Regions from separate parts of the Mus musculus genome. Here regions 2 and 3 are each linked to region 1. Evidence: chromatin loops called from intact Hi-C (ENCODE). Cell type or tissue: gastrocnemius. All regions are shown on one strand.

Region 1 (8,000 bases):
GTGCAGAGGTATGCTTCGAGTTCTCACTGTCAGGACCGAGGAGATGAGAAAGGGACCCGCTAACCACTCCTGCTGGAGATGTCCTCCCACCCCCACCCCCCCACCCTCCCCCCGGCAGGAGTCATCCCCATGAGTCTGTAGGAGAGATTCCCTGGGCCATCATAGTGAGCTAAGCAGTACCCAGTTGTAAACTTTTTTTTTTTCCTGTCTAGGTCTTCAATAATATTAGGGTACATTCTGGAGAGTTTGGCCCGCCTATGAGTGGCTTGGCCTTAAAATGGAACCACAGTACCACATTGCATCACCTCTACCCTGCCTACTAAGTGGCCACAGAGAGAAGGGCAGGGCTGATGTAGTTTAGTAGGGCTCACGGAGCAGTGTTGACTTAATGATGACAGGTTGACAGGTCGCTCGTTGCCTTGCTTGGGCCTGACTCCCACCCACTGCCTGGTGTCTTTCCTTTCCCTTTCTCATCTTTATAGCTGACCTGAAGTCAAGATGTCTCCCCCGCCTCACAGCCTGAGGCCATTGCATCTGTCCATGCCCCACATCTGGCCAGAACCACACTGAGCCGAGAGGTGGTACACTAAGATCTGCGTGTCTTCTGTCAGGGTGCTGCTCGGTCACACGTGCAGAAAGTAACTTGACATGGCTGATCCTCCTGTGACACTGCTAGTGACTGCTCCCTACCTATCTTGCGCCTGTGACTATGTTTCCGGCTGGCGTGGAGCTCTGGCTTTCTGAAGATATCATTGCCTTCCAAAGCAATGAGAATCCCCCCACTTTGGAGACGGTGGCACTTCCCACAAGAAAACATCGCTCCCAAGATGCACAGTAGATTCATGGTGGAATGATAAGAATTCCAGACCCCTGTCCCGTCGTTTTTCTTTGTACCAATTTTAAAAGATCCAAGAGATATTGCCAAGTGAGCATATTCAGAGAGCCTGGCCCTGTGTCTGGGGCCACCCTTACCTGCCCTGACTGCAGAACACTCACTCCCCATTGCCAGCCTCCTTTTCCTGGCCTATGGAAGGCAAGGCTGCTCACACCTCCAGCCAGCCTACTCTACCGCTAAGCAGATAGCAGGTCACCTAGCTAGCCTGGAATGTGGCTCTTAAGTGTCAGAGGAATCTGTACTTAAAATCCATTCTTAGATGACATTTCAGGAAGAAATTATAGACTCCAGTGGTAATCAAGTCACAGGCTGCAAAGGTTCCTATGATAAGGTGGCATGACCTGTCTTAGTGGAAGCACTCAGATCTCTCAGAGCTGTGTAAATTGAAACCCCTTCCTCAGCTCGATGCCACTGTGTGCTGTGGGTATTACTTCATGTGTATGTACTTCAGATAGACTGGTCCCTAGGCTGAGAAGGGAATGGAGAGTCTAGGAAAGTCAAGGGGTGTGGAGTGAGCACTAAACAGATCTTCAGTGTCTCTCCTGAAAGTCTCTTATTCCTGGCCTCTTGACCACAGGTTGGGTTCTCCTGAATTGCTAACAGGATTGCTTTTTGATATTTCCTTGGCCAAACGAGCCTTTCCTCTCTCCATCCCTGTAACTCTCCAACTGTAATTCTCTTTCTGCAATATCCACAGTCCTATTTACGTCCAAGTGCCGCACTGAGTTTTAAAAGCGCTCATGTGTTAAAGGTGTGGATTCTTTTTCCATTCTTTCTAGGGTGGGGTTCCACGTCATCCTGGCTGGCCCCCAAACTTGCTGTGTAGCCAGGGATGACCTTGAACTACTTCTCCTCCTGCCGCCATTTCTCTGGCAAGCACCACCTTACCTTATGTGCATATGTGCGCTAGGGATGGAAACCAGGACTCTGACGGAGCTCTATTACCCAGCTCTGTAGGATCATTTTAGTGGGCTTTTTAAAAAGAAAGCTTTTACCAACATTCTGTGAAAGTGTAGCCACACCCTTCTCGAGGGCCCAGGCCAAGAAGGCTCTCCAGGGTCCTGGCAGGCACCACTGGGATGCCCATGAAGGTCACCAGAGGACACACTCAGAGACAGGAACAGCAGTGGGGACTGAGAACAAGAAGAGCGTGGACACTGGCTTCATATCTGCCTTCCCATCTGGAGGTCAAGTGTAAGCACAGTCAGTGGCAGGCTGCAGAGCCCCTAAAGATTGGAACCGTGCCATAGTTAGGGATCATGTCAAATCCATCATCTCCTAGTGGACACAACCAGAGGGAAGTATATCCACAGGTCTTTTTAGCCCATTCCAACTATAGCTTTATTTTCCTCTACATTGCCCGGTTGGGGTTGGGAGTGGTTTTGCAAGACTGGGTTTCCCTATGTAGCTGTCCTGGAGCTTGCTCTATAGCCCAGGCTGGCCTCAAACTCAGAGGTCAGCCTTCCTCGGCCTCCCAAGTGCTGGGATTGAAGATGCGTACCACTACTGCCTGGCAACGTTGCTGGTCTATTGCCTTGAGATTGGAGGCAGTGCCTCGATCCCTAAAGGGAGAAATCATACAGAGCCAGAATGATGACGATGCTGTCTCCCACCCTGCTACTGTTGCCCCAGGCCTAGGTATGAATCCTCAGTAAATGTATAAAGGCAACAGCCAGCCTCCATGATGGAGAACTGGCAGCGTGCATAGTGAAGCTCGTGGTTGTGTGTCCCTCTCTCTGTGGGTTCACACAGACCTTTTCCCATGGTCAGGAGCTGGCCAGCCTGGCTTCTGAGAACCCCATATGTTTTCTGCTGCTCTCTTCCCTGGGGCTGGGTGCTGTGACCAGGCTCTGTTTATAGAGCCTCCTCGCGCCTTGCTATTTATAGCTTCCTGCTTCACCCCTGAGCTGCCCCTCTGAGTGGCAAGCTACCCACCTCCTCTCCTGGCACTGTTCAGTCCTGGCAATTAACAGGCTAGCTTGGTTGCTAGAAAGGGCTCCCCCCACCCCGCTTTGTCATTGTGCTTTGTAGCCACTGCACTTCAGGTCACCAAGTGGCAGCCCCTTAGATTTCTTCCCTGTTTGGCATCCGAAAGTCTAAGCCAGGGCCAGCACACTGTCTCTAATGCTCAGTGAGTTTTAGAAAAGAGTCTGCCTGAGACGCTAGTGAGAACCCAGGAGCCCTGTGCCCCCTGCAGGGGTCGGACTGCAGTCCCGAGGGTCACCCCCTCTTGTTTCAGTTGTCTACTGCAATTTGCAGAGAGGCACAGTTAATTAAAGCCTTGGCTTCTAACAGTTCGTGCCCCTGGTGTCACTCAGTGTGTGGGATACATTCTGCAAGAAGGGCCATCGCGCGCAAAATGCCACTTCCAGAACAGCCAAGAGCATGGCTGTCTACTCATCTTACCTTCTGAAATCAAAATCTATCCACCTACTCCAGTCTCTCCCTAAAACGTGGTGGTGTAGACGGATCTCAGCTGCTCGCATCTCCTGAATCACCTGCCTAGTAGCTCCCTTGACAATCCTTATGAATCATCTTTAACCCCTGTGGAGAAACTAGGTCACCATAAGCCATCTCCAAAGGCTTATATAATCCTTGGTTGGAATTTTCCCAGAGACGGAACTCTCAATAATAAACAAAACAGCAGAATGGACCAAGAGGGGTGGGGAATGCTGTCTGGAACCGGGGTATATGTCCTTTATATAGGGCTCCACAGAAGAAAGACCACAGGAAACAGGTTGTGCCCTGCCTGCCCTGCCTGCCGTGACAGCCCTTCCCCAGCCTGCTTCCAAGCAAGCAGGTGGAAAGGGTGCCTTCAGGGGAGGAATGATGGCAGGAATGGCCTGCTGCTCTACTTATGGCCTCTCATAGTGTTAGCCAGGGCTGCCCTCCAATGGCAGAGCTGCAAGCTCCCTGCTGAGGTTAATTTTAGACCTTGCAAAGACTAAGGGAGATGCATATCAAAGAGCGAGGCAGGTGAAGTGCTGATGGCCAGCACAGTGTGCAGGAATGTTTGTTTTATGCCTCGGACCTTTCAGAACAGAAATGAGCTTTAGACCCTGGAAAGTGGCTCCGTCAGTAGTACTTGTGTGAGCACCTGAGTCCCAGACGTGGGGTTTGGGGTTAGGGAATACATGCCTGTAATTCTGGTGCTAGGGGGGCAGGGACAAGCAATCCCTAGCTCAATGGCCATCGAGTATGCACTGATCCATGCTGCTTCTCCCTGGCCAGGTGTGAGTGTCACAGTCTAGCTGATTTGAGAAGGCCTTGGAGACATTTAAGAAAACCAGTAAGTGCTGGGGAGTCTGGTGCTGAAGCCTGTGCAGTGGCTCCAGCAACCGTTCTCTTCTCCCGGGTTGCTGGGAGAAAAGATGGGAATGCTGTCGACCAGAAAGGGATGCTTAGACCTCTTCTACTGAGCACACAGAGTTAGAAGTTGCCTTCAAATGTGTATTTTCTTTAGTATTTGACTGAGCTGCCTCCTAACTCCATCTCAGAACGTGAGGTGATGGGTTGTGTTGGTCTTTGAATGTATTGATTTTTTTTTTTCAGGAGGTGCATAGTGAGAGAAGGGGTCTTAGTCAGGGTTTCCATTGCTGTAATGAAACACCACAAACAAAAAGCAAGTTGGGAAGAAGGGGTTTATTTGTCCAGGTCATAGTCCATCATTGGAGGAAGTCAGGTAGAAACTCAAGCTGGGCTAGAACCTGGAGGCAGGAGCTGATGCAGGGGCCATAGAGGGGTGCTGCTTACTGGCTTGCTTCATGTGGCTTGCTCAGCCTGCTTTCTTATAGAGCTCCAGGACCAACAGCCCAAGGATGGCGCCACCTACCATGGGCTTGGGCCTCCCCCATTGATCATTAATTAAGACAATGCCTTACAGCTGGATCTCATGGAGGCATTTCCTCAACTGAGGCTCCTTCCTCTCTGATGACTCTAGCTTGTGTCAAGTTGACACACAAAACCAGCCAGTACAGAAGGGAAAGAAAGATGCTAATTTTAGGCTAAGGGCAGGCGACTGGGCTCATATTCCTGCCTAGTGTTCAGTGGAAAAGGAGACGGCTCTCAATGCCTTTTTCCACAGAGCCATTGTGAACTGGCTGTGCCAGTTTCCAGAGACCTCATTCCTGACACTTGCGGGTGGGGACAGAAAGGAGAAGAGATGGAGGCACACTTAAGTGTCACAGCTGGCTCTTGGCAGCCAGTGAGCGGGCACATGCATGCTCACCATCTCAGTCTGGAGTGTGCTGCCAGTGAGGAAAACCAAGAAATGGCAGGGACTGGAGGCCAGACTCAGCAGCTCCCCTGAGAAGGAGGGCTGGGTTCAGAGGGTGAGCCACCTTACGTAAACGTTCCCAGGCAGTTTCAAATCTCAGGCACACATCTGCTACTGCTGCCAGGTTGCTTTGAAATGAATACAGCACATTAATTGGGAAGATGTGTATGTAGGGTTAGGGCTAGCTACCAAAGGCATAGTAGACTGGAAAGAATTGAATTTCCCCCATTAAACCGTGTGCCTTAGAGATAATTCACTGGAGTTTCTGGAGAGGTGATGTGGGCTGCTTGAAGGATAATGGGAGCAGAGTTGACATTAAAGCACACATCACCAGCCCCTAGGCTAAGCAGTTTTCATAGCCTTCCTTATGTAATCCTCAGAACAACCCTACAAGGTGTGTTTGTGCCACCTGACTAGGGTGGGATACCCAGTGTTATCTGATGCCATGCTACACAGAGCCCTTCTTAGACTCTGCACAGTGGGTCAGGAGTATCTCCAAAGCCTGGCCTCCAATAGGTGTTTGCTGGAGCCAGTTTCTTCCTGTTTTCCCTTCCTGCCGAAGTGTCCTGGTGTGTGAAGTGTCTGGACGTTCAGGCAGAGAACTGTGCATATGGGGCATGGGCCTCTGACCGTGGGTCCTCCTCATTGGCGGGTGACTCATGACCACATGAGTGTGCCCTGTGACTCCCATTGGCCCACTTCCCTTCCAGGGGTGATGCTGACAGTATGTACCTGGGAACCAAATTATCACAGGAGCCGTCATTGCTGTCGTCATTGCTGTCCTAGCCACTCGGTCACCAGGAACGCAGCTCAGGCCTAGCTCAGTCTAGCTTTCGTCTTGTTCCCTTTTGTGGGTTTTCAGCTGACCTGAGGTTGGGGAGGCACAGTGCCTCGGGGTTCTTCTGTTGAACGTGGGTCTGACGATGATACCGACTCTCACGCATTTCCTAGATATGAGTGCGTCTCTAACCTCAGTAAACCTCCCCTGCAAGATCACTTTGGTGGGAACACCACTTGCAGGGGGTGAAACATCCCTGGCTTACTTGAGTTGACATAGCTTGCTTCAGAGACAAAGCAATTAACTGGCAGAAGTGGGGCACAGACCTGGCGTTCCTAGCCACCTCCTTGCAGGCCACTTTCCTGCTCCGGACTGCTGCTCTGGGTAAAGTCCCAGTGTGCCTGCATTCCTTAGCTGCTTCTCTGTTGCTGCTAGGATGAAACACCATGACCAAAATAACTCAAGGAGGAGAAGGTTCCAGAGGGATGAGTCCATTGTGATGGGACGGTGGCCAGAAGCCGAAAAGTCACACCTTCCATCACAAGCACAGAGCAGAGGGTCGGCTGGAAAGCAGAGCCAGGCTGTTCACTCTCAGAGCCCGCCTCCAGCAAGGCTACACCTTCTCTACACACAGTGTCAAGTGTTCAAATGCATGAGCCTCTGGAGGGCATTACTTATTCAAACTACCACAGTGGGATGGCCTCCTGCAGCAAAGACCATGTTCTTCGTTTCCTTTTGCACGCAGTGCATTTATTTTTACCGTTTCTGAGTATGCGGGCTGCTTTTCTGCCTTCGAGGTCCAGTGCAGACAGCGCTCCCCATAACAAGTCCTCAGGGCACCTATACTTGGCATCAGGCATCTCCATCTGTGCGGCGATAACCCCCACACCAACCTTAGAACTTACCCTAGCATTTCTTCACACACGCACACCCAGTCTCTCTCTCCGATTTAACTATAGTTACCCTGACTCAGAGGAAGACACTAATTACTGACAATGGTTAGAATCATGGTACAGATTTTCAGGATTTAAGTTCTTTTGTGACGTGGCCCATTGTATCCGATCCATTTACTGTTCTCCGTGAGAGCCACAGTGAGACGCCCACAGTGTCAGCATTAAGCTCATCCAATGACTTTGGGAATGCCATCAGAAGTCTTCGAACCCCTCTCCCGCAGTCTCCAGACAGCTGACAAAAGCCCATACACACTCAGTAGACTACAGCAGGTAGCTGCAATTCTGAGTTCTCCTGAACCTGTCTCTTCCCATTGTAAACTATAAATCCATTTATGATTAATCTTCACGTGCAGTATCCGGTAAGGGTCAAGGTTTGTTTTTATCCCAAAGGGTTAATCCCGTGCTGTGATACTTCCTAACACTCTGCTGCCTTGATACCTACCTTTGTCAAAGCTCACTTGGCCATACTAAGTGTGAGTCTGTTTTCTAGGTTCCATTTTGTCCCTGTGGTGTAAATGGCGATACTCAAAAGAGTCTCACACTGCCTTAATTCAAGCAATTTTATACAAAGCCTTGGTATCAGATAATATAAATCAGGTAATTAAGCTTTCGGACACTGCATCCTCATGGAGTAACTAGCTGAATATTGCAACACTACCCGCATTCTTAGGGTGACTAGTTATCCTCCTGTCTCCAGTAACCTCACCGGTCCTCTGAAGTTAGGCTGCTGCTTGGCAATGAGTTTGTTCTGACTGTGCCTTACACATTGATTAGCTACAGTGCGAGACTAGGGATGTTTCTGAACACAGGGCTGTGCTGTGGGACTGACTTGGGCAAGAACGGCAGTCTAAGCCTTCATCCTTCTTTTGGAAGACCTTCTAACAAGAACCTTGTATAAACCTAGAAGAGAAATGTCAAAAATTCATTAGCAAGAATTACGGAAAGCCCAAAGTAATGGACAGCCTATTAAAGAAGTCTATATTCAGGCAGGCAGGACATCTCAGCTGGCAAAGGTGTTTGCTGTGCCAACCTGGTAACCTGAGTTTGATCCCCAGAGCCCACATAAAATTGGAAGGTGAGAACGGATTCCACAGAGAC
Region 2 (8,000 bases), 91 kb before region 1:
GCTCAGACCAGTGTGTATGCTCACAGCTAGGGAACAGGTGTCCAGGCTTCTGGGACCCATCTCAGGGCGTGCTTGTTTGTGCCTGCCCTCTGCCGTGACACCGTTGTTTTCTCTACAAGCTGAGCCCCTCTGCTTGCACCCTAGCTTCCCCTTCAGATCCCAGCTGCCTTTTGGCCTCCAGTGCTTTCTGCATGCACTTCCTCCTCAGAGTTGTAGGAGATAACTGACCTTCAGGTTTCTGGGTGTCTCTTTTTTTTTTTTTTTCCAGGCCAAGCTAGGTAGGTCACTGGTTATTTGAAACGGGTGCCTTTTGTGATCTGCTCATCGGTTCTCCCAGTTGCTGGGCAGCTTGACCATCAGTGTAGGCATGTGTGGTAAGAGGTGTGCCACCGGCCTCAGGAGAGCAGTGTGCTCGCTCACCAGGTGTCCTCAGCCCTCCTAGCAGCCCTTCCCACTGCAGACTGGAAATACTGCCATTCTTTCAGCCAGCATGGTGGGCCTGCTGAAAACAGAGCAAGGAGGTATCCTCAGCTAAGTCTAGAAGATTCACAACCATCTTAGGACGAGTAGTTCTGTCATTTATAAGCAGGAGAATAAATACAATTTCTCATTGTCCATTTGGATCTTCTAGAAGTGCTGTGGTCTTGAATACTGACAGGGTCTGGCAGTCTTTTCTCTCTTTCTCATGCCAGTGTGCTGCACCCAAGGGTTATGTGTATCGGCAAAAGGTGAGCTGGTTTTCTGCTGATCAGTGATTACTATAGGATTATTCCTAAGTGATCCTAGATGGCTTAAAAGATAGCACTCCTTAAAGGTTTGGTTGGCAGTGGGATTGGGATGGTTTGGGTAATCTCATTGTGAACATGCAGAATACATGCAGAATACATGCAAAATACATCCAAAACATGTATGTTGGGATTGAGGAGCTCGCTCAAGGGTGAGACGCTGCGTGCAGGTGTGAGAGCCATTCCCAGAACCCTCCTAAAAGCCAGATCCAGGTTTGTGGGTTTGTCATCCTGGCACAGGGAAAGCAGAAACAGGATGTTTGGGGCCTGACCAGCCCTGTTAGCCAGGTTGGAGAACTCCTTGAGGTACTGTCCCAAAAACTAGGGTGGGGACGAGCTTGAGAAAGGTCCACCTGTCTCACTTAAACACACACACACACACACACACACACACACACACACACACACCAGAATGAGGCAATGAGGCAAAAGTCAAGCAACTAGGGAGCTACAGGAAAAGCTGCAAGCAGTGTTAAGCGCGGCACCCAAAGGACAGAGCAACAAAATCAGCGAGCGAGCGTGAGCATGCCCACACCTTCTTCTGATCCGACTTCCTCAAGGGGCTCACGCTCTGTCTAGCCTTAGCTAGTGGGCAGACTTACTCACACACCCACCGTAATTGATTCCATACTCCCCTCAGCCCTGAAAACAGTCTGCATGCTTTGATTTGAACAACCAGAATTATTTCCACTTAAACACTGGTGTAGATTTACACAGATGATCTAAGGAGCCCCCAGATTGTTCCATTCATAACAGCAGGGAGGAGAGAGACAGTCGAAGCAAAAACAGTTTGAATTTGTATGTGCGGAGGTGGAGGGAGGGTTGGGTTAGCTGAAAGGAGATGGATTCCAAGTCATGATTATGAAATTTAATAGTAATGAAATTAGCATTCCATGGGGACTATTTTCTGGGAATTCTGGTAGTGCAGTCACTGAATAATGCATTCTCCGAGCAGCCCAGACTAGGGGCCTCACGGTGGCAAATGGGTTGTTTGCTTTGTTTCAGTTGTTATGTTTAAAGTTCATCTAAAATCAATTTCTGTCTCCAAGAACTAGCCTCTTTTTCCCCCCTCACTGTAGGCGTCTGTAGGCTTTTTCTATAAAGAGTAAAATAGTAAATATATAGTATAAAATTAGCACACACACACACATACATGCACACTCAAGTTTGTTGTGTCCACTAAAGTTTTATTTCTGGGTACTAAAAATTTAATCTTATGTAATCTGCAGATGCCATTAAATAGGGGTCTTTTAATCCACACTCCGGAACACTGTAAGCCATCTTTCCCATCTAAGCTGTATGGCTTAGCTTTAAACATGAATAGAGTTTAATTTAGAGAAAATGCTGTATATTTTACACAGGAGACAGAGCTGGATTGGTGTGTGTGTGTGTGTGTGTGTGTGTGTGTGTGTGTGTGTGTGTTTGTGTGTGCGCGCGCGTGTGTGCCCGCCCGCCCGCCCGCCCGCCCGCCCGTGCGCCTTCTCCTCAGCTCCCCTCATGGGGATGAAGCAGATTCTTTAGAGCAGAAGAAGAGGAAGGGAGACTCCTCAGGAAGCTGCTGAGCTCCGCCTCTGTAAGAATTCATGAAAATGATGGTGTGGTTCCTGATTGGGTATCTTTGGGTTCTACACCCTCACGCTTGAACATCCACAAAACCAAGGATATTTACTTGGGGGAAAAAATAGAATTTTTTAAAAGGATATATTTATTTATTTTATGTATATGAGTGCACTGTAGTTGTCTTCAGACACACCAGAAGAGAGCATAGGATTCCCTCACAGATGGTTGTGAGCCACCATGTGGTTGCTGGGAATTGAACTCAGGACCTCTGGAAGAGCAGTCAGTGCTCTTAACCACTGAGCCATCTCTCCAGCCCTTGAAATAGAATTTATCCTGAACATATTATACATGCCCTTTATCATTACTTCTTAAACAGTACAGTATTGTAACAGTTTATATAGCATCTGCATTGTGTTTGGTAACCCAGAGATTAGCTGGTGCATGTGTGCATATACTGTGCTATCTTGTGTAAAGAGTTCTAGGCACCTGTGGGAATTTTTGTGTCCTTGAGAGATCTGGGGTGACTGACATTTTACAAAGGCTTAGGTCTCCCAGGCCCCTTTTCTCACACTCTTCTTAAAACACACACACACACACACACACACACACACACACACACACACACATACGATTGCCGAGGGGGGGGGTTGAAATACAAATGTGTGATTTGTTTAGTATCATATTTGTGAGAGTCAGAAAAGTCATAGAAGCACCTAAGTTTCTGTGATCATGAACGGAAGGCAAATCTACATTATAGATCTATTTAATAAGAGTCATTCTTGGATTCTCCATCCCAATTTCTTAACAAACATCAAATTTAAATATTTATCTGTTTTGAAGTTAGTCTAGATCTAGAAGTGGCCCTTTCTGATGGGTGGGGGTGGGGAGGGGAGCTGGCTTGACTCTTGCCAGGCAGCTCATCCTGCCTGGTGTTGGCTGCCAGCAAGCTGTTGGCAATAAGTGCAAATCCTTTTGTCTTGTTAAGAAATTATTGTTAAAGATGCAGTAGTGTATAAAGTCCGCTCTGTCGTTCAAATGACTGTATCTCTGGTGATAACTCCCCACACTCAGACAATCTTGGTGTCCTGTTGAAGCTAATAGGTGCAAATTTTAGTAGGACTTTTAAGAACCCAGTACCCCATATTTACAAGTCTTTCTATGTAATCAATTTCTTTACCACCTGCCCTAACCCTCCCCCAAGCAGTCAGAAGTCTGGACTGGCAGGATGTGTCCCCGGGATCTTCATGGCATCTGCTCTTACAGTCAGGTTTCTCAGTCTGGGCTCAAACACGACAGTCTGACATGGCAGACCTGGTGCTGCGGCTCTGTCATTTGCATGGCTTTGTGTGTGTTGTCTTATCTTTTGTGTTTTGCTGTGAGCTACATGACTACTTGAGCATCATGCAGACACATGAAGGTATGTTCATAGCTGCCTGTTTTTTAAAGTCGAAGCAGCTCAGACTAAAAGGGGATCCGCTTTCAGGACCTGCTCAAGTTTCCCTGCGACAGCATCAGAGCTATTTTTAGAGGAGTGATCACCAGGAAGAGCCAGGACAGCTGCATTCAACAGCAGCCGCAGAGACAGAGGGTCGTTTGTGGGACTGCAGAGGTTGAGCCTGTTGATATGGGAGACAAAGGGGCATGCATATCTGTCCTTCAGTTAGGTAGGCCACCCCTGTTCAGAGCCCTTGAACCTTTGCAGCTGTGGGAGTGTTAATTTAGTGCTTGGTTGCCTTGGCTCTGAGTCCAGCCAGATGCAGAGATAGGGGCCGATGGCAGGACTGCCCTGCAGAGTGCCCAGTCTGAGAAGACAGCGACTTATTCTCACTCAGAAACAGCTACCAGACTTTCAGTGTTTGAATTCTCAGTTCTCTTTTGCTTCTGCAGACGACAAAAGTCAACAGATATCAGGAACTGGCTGATGCATGTGTGCGTGCATGCGTGCGTGTGCGTGTGTGTGTGTGTGTGTGTGCCTTGGATCCCTTACTATTCCTGCTTGACACTTTTAAGTGACGTCACCATTCTGAATAAAGAGCACTTAGCAAAAAAAAGAGGGTTTTGGTAACTGGTCTGTATACTTCATAGAGCTAGTTAGCATTCTTCCTTTTTATTATTTGTTTTTGTTTTTGGGACGGGTCTCACTCACTGTGTAGCCCTGGTGTCCTGTAGCTTACTATGTATGTAGACCAGGCACTATGTAGACTATAGACTCACAGAGATTGCCTGCCTCTGCCTCTTGAGTGCTGAAATTAAAGGCTTGTGCTACCATACCCTGCTCCCTCCCTCCCTCCCTCCCTTTCTTTCTGAGGCATTTGCTATACACCTGCTGTTGCCATCCACTTAAGAGTGTGTGTGATGCATATAAAGACAGACTCTATCTACTTTATACATGGAGCGTGGAGAAAAGGAGACAGCCTGGAGGGGCAGCATTGTGTAGAATGAACAGAGCTTGCATTAAGGATGGGGAAGGCAGCTGCTTTAAGTAGAGGGTAGCTGCCTAGAGTAGACACTAAGGTGAGAGCATTTACTTGTACTTGGGAGGCCACAAGCAGCCTGGTACCCAGAGAATGAAAGAGCACGAATGTGAGGGATGCCAGAGGAGGAAGCCAGAGCAGGTGTGGCGCTCAGCAACCTGGAAGTGGCACCGATCAGGGGGAGCCAGAGGCCGGTGCCTTTCATCACCTGCTAGATGGCCTGGACTATATAAAAGGTAAAAACATTGCTAAGTGCGTGCATGGATCTCCTGTGTAAGGTTCAGCAGCTCCATGCAGTTAAAGGATGTCCTACATATAAAGGAGCTTCCCTAGAAAAGCTAAGAGCAACAGCAACGGAGCAGTCCTCAAACTGAGGCCATGTGACTCCCGTGACGAAGGCAGAGGTGGAGAGAAGCATCGGAGAAGGAGGGCAGGAGAGAGGGAGAGGAGCCACACCCTTCAGGAACTCTCAGGTTAGAGTTCTGTTGAGAAGGGTGCATCCCACAGCCAGTTAGCAGCAGACGAGAAGTAGAACCTACACATCCCGTGTCAGGAAGCAGTCTCAGCGGAGGCCACAGGAGCCTGAGGTTTTCCTGAGTAGGTTGAAGGCTTTAATTATGTGGACTTTCTCTGATGCCATAGGAATTAGAAGCAGAAGGAACAGGGAATAGTTCTGTGGGAAGAATAACTTTAATGTTCCCTGCACCGTAGAGTAGCTGTGATTGACAACAATTAATTGTGTGCTTCAAAATAGTAGGGAAGATTTTGACTGTTCCCAACACAAAGAAATGATAGTGTGTGAGGTGATGGATATGCCAATTACCTGGCTATCATCTTTGCCTGCTGTATACACACATATGAAACTCACACGCACCACAGCTATTATGTATCAGTTGAAAGAAATAAAATCAAAACTGAAGAACAGAATATCCAGTGCAGCCACACCCTCCTTTTACACCTAGGAAAAATGTCTGGAGAAGTGTTCAGTGTAGAGCTTTGTAGCGCTTCAGCCCCTGAACACGCCAAGAGGTCTCTGCCCCTCTGCCCTGGGGAGGGGGTGGGGGTGGAGGGGTATTACATATTGAACTTAGGTCTCCCTCAGGTCTAGCCAGGTGCTCTTCCGCTGGGCTTTGTATCTAGTCCCCTTTTGACAGGGTTTCACTAATTTGCCTAGGCCTGCCTTGAAGAAACTTTGTAACACAGACGGACTTTGCGGTTACGATCCTCCTGCCTCTACCTCTGCAGGAGCTAGAATTACAAGCCCATGCCCCCAAGGCCCAGCTGACTTTACTTTTCCAAGGCTATGTTCATTGTGGATTTACTTCTGCCATGGAAGTGTAGCACTGTTCTCTGGCTTTTGCTTCCAGAAAGGGGGTGGGGGTGGGGTGATGTTTTTCTGGGTTCCCTGGGAAAGCTGCATGCTGTTAGGAGTGAGATAGATACACAGGGGGAGTCCATTGCCCTGGCATCAGCCCCTGTGATGTTGGAAGAGGACCAGTGTGACTTTTGGGGTGCAGGGTTCCTCAGGCTTACTGGTTGCTGACTCTGGAGGCGCCTGGGGAACAATCACAACCAAATGACTATAAGAACGGCTGTCAGGAGACACCTGGGGAGGAGGACAAGGGACTGTGTCACTCTAGTGCAGGGCAGCAGCTATGAATGTGCCGGGGGAGGCATCCAGACAAAGGCCAGTCAGTGCCAGTCGCAAGTGTGACTCTGGCAGACGTCAGTGACTACTTTTCAGGAATTTAAATAGATTTGTTCTGCTTTCGAGCCAGCTTGTAAATAAGTCCAGCATCAGCTTCTACCTGTTCTTGTTCCTCAGGAATCCACTTTGGGGAGCCTGGGCTCCCTTCCCTGATGACACACTTAGGCAGGGCTCCTGCTGTGTCACCAGCTTCCCAAATTACCATTTAATTTTCCTGTCATCTTTGGTGGGTATAACTATCAAAGAAACTGTCTCCAGGAGACTAAGGAGAATCTCTGTTTTCCAGACAAATAGGCCGTTTTCCTCACCTGACCAGCATCCTGAGGAACACCAAGAATAAGACTGTGTCAGAAATGTGGATGAATTAAAATATTTAGAGCTCTGATCTTTTCAAAAACTCCAAAAATAGGTTCTAGTGGCTTCTGAATGACAGAAATATGTCTTTCTTTGAAAGTGGAATTATTTCAGGGGAGACCTGAGAGGGTGGCAGTAATAGTCCCATCCAACATGTGGTGGTGACTGCCTCAAACCAGTTCTGGATTCTATGTTCTAGGCCTGGTCCAAGGACTTAGAAAATCTGCCACGATCAAATTGGGGATGTAACTCAGTGCTGTCTAAAGCCTTGGGCTTTCTCTGGGAAAACCCCGTGGTTCCACCCTTCACCATTGCCAAGACCTCGGGAGACCGTGGTATAGGAAGGTGATGGACTGGGGCTTCCTCTGTCCTTCAGCCCCAGCCCCAGCCTTATGTATGTGAGTCCTCTCTGGGGTCATAACGGCCTGAGTGGATGGCATGGGAACTGCCCCCTTCAGCTTGCTCCAACCCAGAGACTTGCAGCATTTGAGAAATGCCCCCTTCCCCACCTCCCTTAGGTACTTAGGTTTCTATGTTAGTGGTTACTACGGTTTGGCCATTGTGTTTATAGTCACCTCTGTTAATGACCTGGTTCCAGGGGTTGCTGTTGGGCAGGGGTAGTGATGATGGAAGTTTGTTTTATGAAGTGAAGGTTGGTTCCACAAAGTATTTGAGATGTAGTATACACCTGCCGTTGCCATCTCTACCATGAGACAGACCCCTATGGCTAAGGGTTGCCATGTGTCATCTGGACTTTCAGCCTCACACATGATGAGCTAACTGGCCCTTCTTCATCAAGTCAGCTGCCTCAGTTGTCTCATGGTAGTAATTACTTTTAAGCTATGCTTTATTAGCGCAATGAAGAGAGTGTATTGAGCGGCTTCTACTTGGGGTTGTAATAATAAACCAGAATTTACTGAGTGTGTGCAGGGGCCCGAGCCTATGCCTAGTAAGTAAGCCTAGTAAAGGAGTTAGCACATTGGCAGCGTCTGTAATTTCTCTGGTGGCAGCAGGGCTTGCAGCAGGGAACTGGCTGGGCAGTTGGTATTTAAAATCTTAAGTCAACAGCAGTACTGTTGGGGCTTAGAGAAGAGTCACGTGAGTCACAAGAGAACTCAC
Region 3 (8,000 bases), 160 kb before region 1:
GAACAGATAGGCTGAGGCACGGCTGGTGCTGAAAAGGCAAATGCTGCTGATGTAAGCAAGCTCGACAAGTATTGCTGTGCCACGGGGATGAGTCTAATGCTGTTATTTTTAGTGCATTGCTGGTTTCTGTTCAAGTGTTTCATGGTCCAGGATAGCATCAGCCACCGCAGAAATGAAGGGAAAGACAAGTAGGGTCCTGTGGAATTAGCAGGTTGAAGGGACGCTCCCTTTTTAAAATTTGATTGGCTATCTTCTACTCCCATGATCTCTTGTAGCTACAAGGAAGACTGGGAAATGTAGTTTTGATGTAAACCCCCCCCCCCCCCCCACACACACATACAATTACTAAGTCATATGGGATCTTCTGACACAAAGGTCTGGATGCAGAGACTCATGTCACTGGACTAGAGGTGTGTTGAACAGTATCAGAGGAAAGAGAAGGAGAGAGGTGGTGGCTGGAAGGTTCCATGAACAACAGTGGGGACAGCTTAAAGTCACCAATGTAGTCTTTCTTTAAAATAGTCCAGTTGAAGTTTTACTTCAAGATATTCTGGTTAAATTGCATTGACTATCTTCAAAAGCAGTAGCTTGGTAGAGGTAAAGATAGAGTGTGTGCCAAGATGGATAAGAGAAAAGCAAGAAAGTATATCGTTGAAGATAGTCGTGCCTAAAGTTGTTCTTTTAATAATAACTTGATGGTTTGCTTTGTAAGATTCCCAGCAGTTCCAGGAACAGAGCCTTTGATTTTGAGCTAGGTCTCCCGCCTGGGCTTGTTTGAGTACCTGTGCCTTGAACTCAGCAGGAGGCAGTAAATACTGGCAGAGCTGGCTGCTCCCACATCTTTCCCCTTACAGCTCCTAGGGTGTTCCAGGTCTCCTCTGGACCCTAGGGGCTCTAGTCCAGGGTTCCCCTCCACTTACAGGATCTCTTTGAAGTGTCTCTTGGAAGGCTGTGCCTGTCCTCTGGGACAAGACCTATAAGTGATTCAACTAATGTCATTAGCTTGAAGACACTCAGGAAGCAGAACCTTTGTATATGCTGTCTTAGAAAGAAAGGTCAAATCATGTGAACACTGACTCCAAGCTGCCTGGCACAGAGCCAGGACGTAACCCCCCCCCCCCCACCCCCCTGGCTCCCCCAACACTGCTGGTGTAAGTCCCGGGATGCTGGTGTAAGTCCCGGGATGCTGGGTGAGTCAGCTGTGGATGATGTCATGTAAGGCGATAGATAGTGTTTGTGCTGAGCTCGGAAGACCTCAAGGAACACGGAGTTTGCAAAGTAAAAATTAACTCTTATTTGCAGAAAAAAGTAGCCTCCCTTCATTTAACAACGAACAGTTCACAAAGGCCGTACCTGTCAGACACTGGGTGATCTAGACTGTCCTAAGGATGGGGGGTGGAAGATGAGCTAAACAGCACTTCATTACGTGGGCCGGGCAGGTAGTGATGGGTGCGGTGAAGAAAGTTAGAGGGAGGAGATGCAGTAGAAGGGAACAGGAGGGCGGTGAGTTCAAGAGGCTCTTCAGAGGAACTGGCTGGGCGCGCCTTGGACAGCAAGACAAAGCCCTGCGAAGGCTCTGAGGTGGTAATGGTTGCGAATGTCCAAAGAGCAGCAAGAAGGCTTCAGGAAATCTATAGAAGCAGAATTGGACATTTAAAGGGACAGGAGCAGAGTATTGGCCTTTGAGTGGTGACGGTTACTCTGGCGTGCTTCAAGATCGCAGTCTGTGGGTGCAGGTACGTGGGCACATTTGGGTGGAGAGGTAGGGTAGGAATTTGTTAGTGTTCAGTTTGAGATAGGGTTTTTTTGTTAGAAACAGGGTCTCACTATGTAACCCTAGCTAGTCTCCGATTCACAGAAATCCACCTGCCTCAGCATCCCGAGTGCTGAGATTAAAGGTTTGTATTACCATGCCGAGCCTCAATGTTTTTGTCTGTCTGTCTTCTGTCTGTCTGCCTGTCTCTTTTTTGAGCTACCGTTAAACTATCTAAGTAGAGCCTTCAAGTTGAATGTTTGCTGTATGAACATGAAGCTCGGTGAAAGTCAGGGTCCAGGTGTAAGTTAGGCAATGCAGAGGCAATGGAATAACTAAGAAGTGCACAGGGAACGGAACCAAGAGTTCCTGGATTACCTCTCAGTCAGAAAGAAGTCCGATCTCTGTTTTAGCTCTTTGCTTTCTGCAATAAGGATGCAAATCCTAAATGTGTTTGGAGTAGCTCTGCATCTCCTATGTGATGAGAGAAAGTGCACTCCAGGACACATCCGTTTAGCATCCTATTTAGCAAAGTCCCCTACCCCAAGACTTCGGTGAGTTCTCTGCCATCTGGTCCCTGGCCAGAGAAGGACTTTTTTTTTTTTTTTTTTTTTTTTTTTTGTATGTGCGTCTCCATAGCAACGAGTGTGCAGTTGATATGGAAAGTAAGCAGTTGCCTTAGCAACAGAGATACTGATGTGGTGGCTCCCTTGCTTTCCTGGTAAGCTGACCAAACTAGTTCAAATGCATTATGAAGGGCTACACACACAGGCTGGCCCTGCTGGTGTAAAACTAGCCTAGCTTTAAGAGAGATCGCAGCCCTTCCCCCTTCCAGAGGAAGGGCGCTCAGTGGTAATAAATCAGACAAAAATAGTTGCTGTCAGTTGAAATAGATTATAAGAGGGTTTTCCTAGAGGAGTGGTTTTGTTTGGTTTGACAAAATGCTATAGTCAGAGAATATTTGGTTACAAGGAAAAGAAAGCCACCTCGGTTGGCTTAAGTAAAAGAACATCTATCTTAGGGATGTAATAAGCAGTCCAATAGGCCAGAGCCCAGGAGCAACACAGCTCACCTCAGGTCCGCTGTGCCTGGAACTGGTCCTGTCCTTCTGAGACCACGTGGACACTGAGCACTGCTCTTCTCTGGGTATCTGGTCTGGCTTCATGGTTTCTTCCACATGGCTCTCAATGTCTGCCAACTCCCCACCCGTGTCTTGCTGTACTGGAATGTGTGTATCTGTGTCTGTGATGAGAGTGATCTAGACCCAGTGTCCAGTAAGCAGGCGCCCACCCTCATCCTTGTGTGGCATGCTTGTCATCGTCATTCCAGATGAGTCAGGTGTTCAGCCCTGGGCAGAACAGGGACATGGCTGAGAATTTAGGATCGCTGTTGGGAAGGCTGTCTCTCTGGGGCTCTATAGAGTGAGCCCTAACCTTAAAATACCCTCGTAATGAAATATTTCTGTTTCCCATCCTCAGAAACCATTTTATTACTGAAAATAAAAACATCAGAAGCCTTGACATGGTGACACACGTCTGGTTGTCATCCTTAAATTCTAGAGGCACCAGTTTGGGTTACACAGTAGGACCTCATTTCCAAAGCAAGCAAGCAAACAGTCCAACACTCACTTTTGAGGAGTTAGTGCTGGGCTGTTGGAGGTGATGGATATCAGCACACTGGGCAACTTTAGGAGTGTCGCAGGAACCCCTTCTGCTTCTTTACAATGTAGTGATGGTTAGATCTAACAGTCAGTCTGACAGGACTGAGGCTCACCTGGAAACAGAGTCTTAGTGGGAGACTCTCTGGATCAGGTTTTCCCATGGGCATGTGTAGGAACTCTATTGATTATGCTTACCCACTATGGGTGGCACCATTCCCTAGGCTTAGAATTCCTTGGCTAGATAAAAGGGAGAGAGCTAGCTGAGCACTAAGCATTCTCTCAGTGCTCTTGACTGGATGTGACAAGATGCTTCAAGCTCCTGCCACTTGACTTCCCTGGGATGGTGAACTGTGACCTGGAATTGTGAAGTGACACCTATCGTTCTCCTAATTGCTTTTGTCAGTGGAGGGTATCAGAGCATACGGAAAGGAGTCTGTGTTGCATGCCTGCGAAGTTTTCACCTTTCTCTCACTCCCGTAGACCTGCAGTGGCTGCCCCACAACAACCCCAGCGTTCTTTGGTGTCTCCTCCTTCCTGCCAGCTGTCCTCAAATGGCCTATGGTCACGGGGTTGAGCGAACTCAAGGCCCCTGATGTAGGCAGGAATGAATGCCAGCTGTCTAACACACATTGTCCTGGTTTTCCAGATCGAGGGATTGAGCAATCCACCACCGTGTACCAGCCATGTCACCGTACTGTCTTTCAAAATGGGGAGAAATGTGATAGATTATTCCATCCCAGGGACTAGTGATACAAAAACTTCACAGAACTCCGGTAGTCAAGACTGGGTGAGAATTAAAACAGACCAGGAAGGCACTGGGTGATTGCCAAGGGGTTGGCCAGTGGCCAGAGTTACATGGGTTGAAGCTTTGGCGGCGCAAATGGCCCATCCTGGATAGCAGTGCCACTGGAGGGGCCTGAGGAGAAGAAAGGATTGCATTAGCAGCTGTCAGAAGGAGGGCGCTGCAGGCCACCAGCGATGGCTGTGACGCAGAGGTGGAAATGACACTGAGTGTGAAAATTGGGATCAGAACTTTCCACAGGGGTCTGCTGGGGCTCTGTGGAATGGTGAGAACCATTTGTATTCAGGGTCTTACGGCTTCACAACAACTGTAAATTAGATAGCACAGGCTTTTTACACGGTGGAATTAGAGGCTCAGAGAGCATCGGAGACTTGCTGAGAGTCTGGGCTACCTTCTGAGACTTTCTTCAGTATGGAGGCAGATGGTTCCTGTGGCTGGGAGAGACAAGGGGGTTTGGGAAAGGGGCCAAGGTATACCGCACCTTCTTGCATGCTGTGCTGAGGGGCTAGGACTCTGTCCTGAAAGCAGTTGGGCTGGGGACCTGGCTCAAAGCTTGTAGTGTCCTGAAGGCGGTAGGGAGCCAGTAGTTGTTCCTGAGTGCAGTCTCCATGTGCCTTAGCTTCCTGTGTCTACTATAGGAAGAATTTTTGTTGCCTAGAAATTCATGGAGAGAAAGACCATAGCTGATACTCAGTGCTATCCATAGGGTTCACTGACCTGGGCCAGATTCCATTCCTCCCCTCCCCTCCCCTCCCCTCCCCTCCCCTCCCCTCTCCCCTCCCCCACCTCCCTTCCTATCTGGACCCGCCCCCTTTTATCTCTCAGTAGAAAACACATAGACCTCCAAGGGATAATAATAAAATATAATGTAATAAGATAAAACAAGAACAAACACATTGGAATTGGACAAAGCAAGTGAACAGAAGGAAGAGGGCCCAAGAGAAGGCACAAGAAACACAGACCCACTCATTCACACATTGAGGAGTCTCACAAGAACACCAATCTGGAAACCATAATATATAGAGCAGGCTTTTCACACAGAGGAATTAGAGCCTCACCTCCTCTTCTACAGGGTTCCCTGAGCTTGGGAGGGGATTTGATGGAGATATCATGTTTTGGGCTGAGCGTATGGACCAGATTTCTATTTAAACAAGGAAAGGTCTTCAGATGCTGGGTTCTTATTTTAAATGCTTTCTTCTTATATTTACTTAATGGTTCTTGTTTTGATTGATGGTGGATTTGTCCTGTTGGTTTGAATCCTGCTGACCATTCTGTTATTTCATGACTTATGGAGCAATGGAATGAACCCCCTCTCAGCTCCATCCTCAGGGTTTGGTGGTTGGAGGTTCAGGGGTATAGGACTACAGGGGTAGTGACCCTCTTGTTCTTTGGGATTCAACCACAGATACTGAGGTCTTAATTGATGCAGGGTTTGTGCTGAGGGCATTGGAGGACACAAAGTATGTAAGCTGGGTTCTGGTGGGATGCTTTGGGTGGCTCTGGACACTCCTGTCTTCAGCCCCACACCTGGTGACTCAGTGAGCTCCTTTGCTTCTGCCCCTGAGTGACTCTCCATCTCCTCCTTCCTAGCACACTATCCTTCATCTCTTGCTTTTGAGTTACCTACCTACTCTTTCCTGTCTCCCCTGGTACTCATCACAGAGCCACCAGGCCAGGTCAGCACACAGCCCTTTTTGCTCTCTATTGCCTGGAGTGATGTGTCCTGCAGTATGTCTCAGATCGCCGGCTCTTAGAATAACAGATTTCATGAACTTAATAAGAACCTCTGAGCTGTTGTATGGGAGTTGGGCATATTCTCTCTCTCTCTCTCTCCCTCTCCCTCTCTCTCTCTCTCTCTCTCTCTCTCTCTCTCTCTCTCTCTCTCTCTGTGTGTGTGTGTGTGTGTGTGTGTGTGTAGAAGCCAGAGGTTGTCATCACTGTCCTTTTTAATCGCTGTCCTTGTGTTTTGAGACAAGGCCTTTGACTGAACCTAGAGCTTGCTGATTCGTCCTGACCCGAGAGCACCAGGGATCCCCTTGACTCTGCCTCCCCAGTGAAGGAGAGTCACCACATCTTGTTTTAACACTTGGGTCCTCATGCTTGTGTATGAAGCAGCTGCCCAGCCCAGGATATCTGCTTTTAAAGCTTCTCACATGGTTATGCAGAACTGTGTAGAGCAAGGGGAACTTCAGGGTTCTGAGTCCTGTCTTTCTATTTTAATTAGGTAAGATTTTAACGATGCCCAGTGAGCTGTACTGTACAGTGTAACTCAAGTAATGGATTACTGTAACCTATAGCGTTTCATTCTCAATTATGTGAGATAACTTTTATCAAATCTGATACATCCCTTTCTATTGCAAGAGGACTAAAAGGCACACGTAGCCACAAAACCACGTAGTTATAACGCCAGACTCCCATTCCTGTCTATCATACACGACTTTAGTGTTATAATACACCTGGCTGTCCAGCAGGTCACCCACTCAGGGCTTAGTCACGTGATCTCACTGTTGCTTCTTCCAGGGCCCCTCCCTTCTTTAAGGACTCTGTTTAACTAGGAAGGGCATGGCCTTGTGCTTGTTTTCCTTTGTATGTCTTTTCACGGAATTGTTTTTATAAGTGATTTATCACTTCTGCTCTGACCTCTGAGACACTCAGGCCTGGGTGCTTCTTTGTTTCATTAATTACACAGAATGTCCTGAAACATTAGTCTTTGCCTGTGAGTTGGCACTTAACTACTGGTGAGATGCACACAGGTCCTTCCTGTGACATGGGACCTGTTTGTTCCTTCTGGTATTAGGTAGAAAGTTCTAACCTTCCTTAGAAGGAATGGCAACTGTGACCCATGGAGGTGTGGGGTGTTGTTGTTGTTGTTTGTTTGTTTTTAAATTTTACCTAAGTATCTGTTTTGAAGTCTACGTTCATTAGTTTTGGTTTCTGGCTTATTTTTGAGGATTTCCTTCATCCGTAGAGATAAATTTGATAAGGTTCCTACCCAGAAACAGGATTTATAAGTAAGAAAGTACTGGCCTCATTCCTGAGTGGTGCCCTAAACTTCTTAGAACTCATTCATTTAGCCAGTGTGGACTTAAGGCATTAGCATAGGCTGTGTCAGGCATGGGGAAGGAAGATGAAGAGCATAGACCCTGTCTTGGGGAAAGTCCAGCCTAGTAGGAGCAGTGAACTCCCAATGTAGTGGTTGTGTAAGATTGCATATACTTTTCTCCTTGGGTCCTTCTGTGAGAGGGTGCAGGAGTGACTGTGGCTTCTTGGTTTTTATGCAGACTGATGATGGTAAGAGAGTAGGTGACTCACAGTGCACTGGCCCAGGTGTCAGGAGAGCTGGGTTCTAGAGCTGTGTTCTTGGGCAAGTTCTGTACCTCTGCCCCCACAGACAGCTCCATGCTTCTCACGCTTCCTTAGTGTTAACTTAGTAACAGTGAGGAGAGTGGGTCCATACCCAGGCTTCCAGACTACCTGCCACGGAGACCTCTCATCCTCCCTGTGTGCGCCTAGACAGACACAGGGGGTGAGTCCTGGACTTCTGTCAATGTCAGACCGTTGTCACACAGACTCTTGGGAATCAGCGTTTGGAGCCAAGTCCTTTCTTTGCAGTGTTAACTCTGCTGAAGACCCCCTCCCTACAGCAGCAAAGTGGCAGGGCTGCGTGTGTCCTTCTAAGGCCTTTCCCGCAAACGCATCCTGGAGGCTACACAACTGAGGAGTCGATAGCTTTGATTCGTCAAGATCCTGTGTGTCCTGGGGGCCTCTCCCATTGCCTGTGTAAT

Evidence for each region. Peaks named below come from ENCODE experiments on the same cell type or tissue, not always from the same donor. Only the 100,000 strongest peaks of a DNase experiment are listed, where the experiment ranks them.
Region 2: a loop joins it to region 1, with 4 times the contacts of the local background. A loop is called at or near these places in 3 of 42 quality-filtered maps.
Region 3: a loop joins it to region 1, with 2.4 times the contacts of the local background. A loop is called at or near these places in 2 of 42 quality-filtered maps.

Annotation. Positions count from the first base shown.
Region 1 is chr12:99,211,425-99,219,424 of GRCm38, reverse strand. The region is part of intron 4 of Foxn3 (forkhead box N3); the gene reads left to right. Among named protein-coding and RNA genes, the nearest start is that of 4930474N09Rik, 53 kb to the right of the region's middle. In gastrocnemius, a CTCF peak has its summit at 3,786; DNase peaks (open chromatin) are centred at 1,958, 2,895, 3,726, 5,098 and 1 more place; H3K4me3 peaks cover 2,031 bases; H3K27ac peaks cover 6,401 bases.
Region 2 is chr12:99,302,283-99,310,282 of GRCm38, reverse strand. The region is part of intron 3 of Foxn3 (forkhead box N3); the gene reads left to right. It overlaps Gm46371 (a long non-coding RNA gene), which reads left to right. Exons shown (of 2, transcript XR_001780668.2): 2 at 269-1,191. Among named protein-coding and RNA genes, the nearest start is that of Gm46371, 24 kb to the left of the region's middle. In gastrocnemius, no CTCF peak of the experiment used is centred here; DNase peaks (open chromatin) are centred at 3,295, 3,596 and 6,431; H3K4me3 peaks cover 3,314 bases; H3K27ac peaks cover 7,895 bases.
Region 3 is chr12:99,370,506-99,378,505 of GRCm38, reverse strand. All of the region lies in intron 2 of Foxn3 (forkhead box N3), which reads left to right. Among named protein-coding and RNA genes, the nearest start is that of Gm51999, 18 kb to the left of the region's middle. In gastrocnemius, a CTCF peak has its summit at 4,373; DNase peaks (open chromatin) are centred at 2,929, 3,989, 4,259 and 4,691; H3K4me3 peaks cover 1,132 bases; H3K27ac peaks cover 7,491 bases.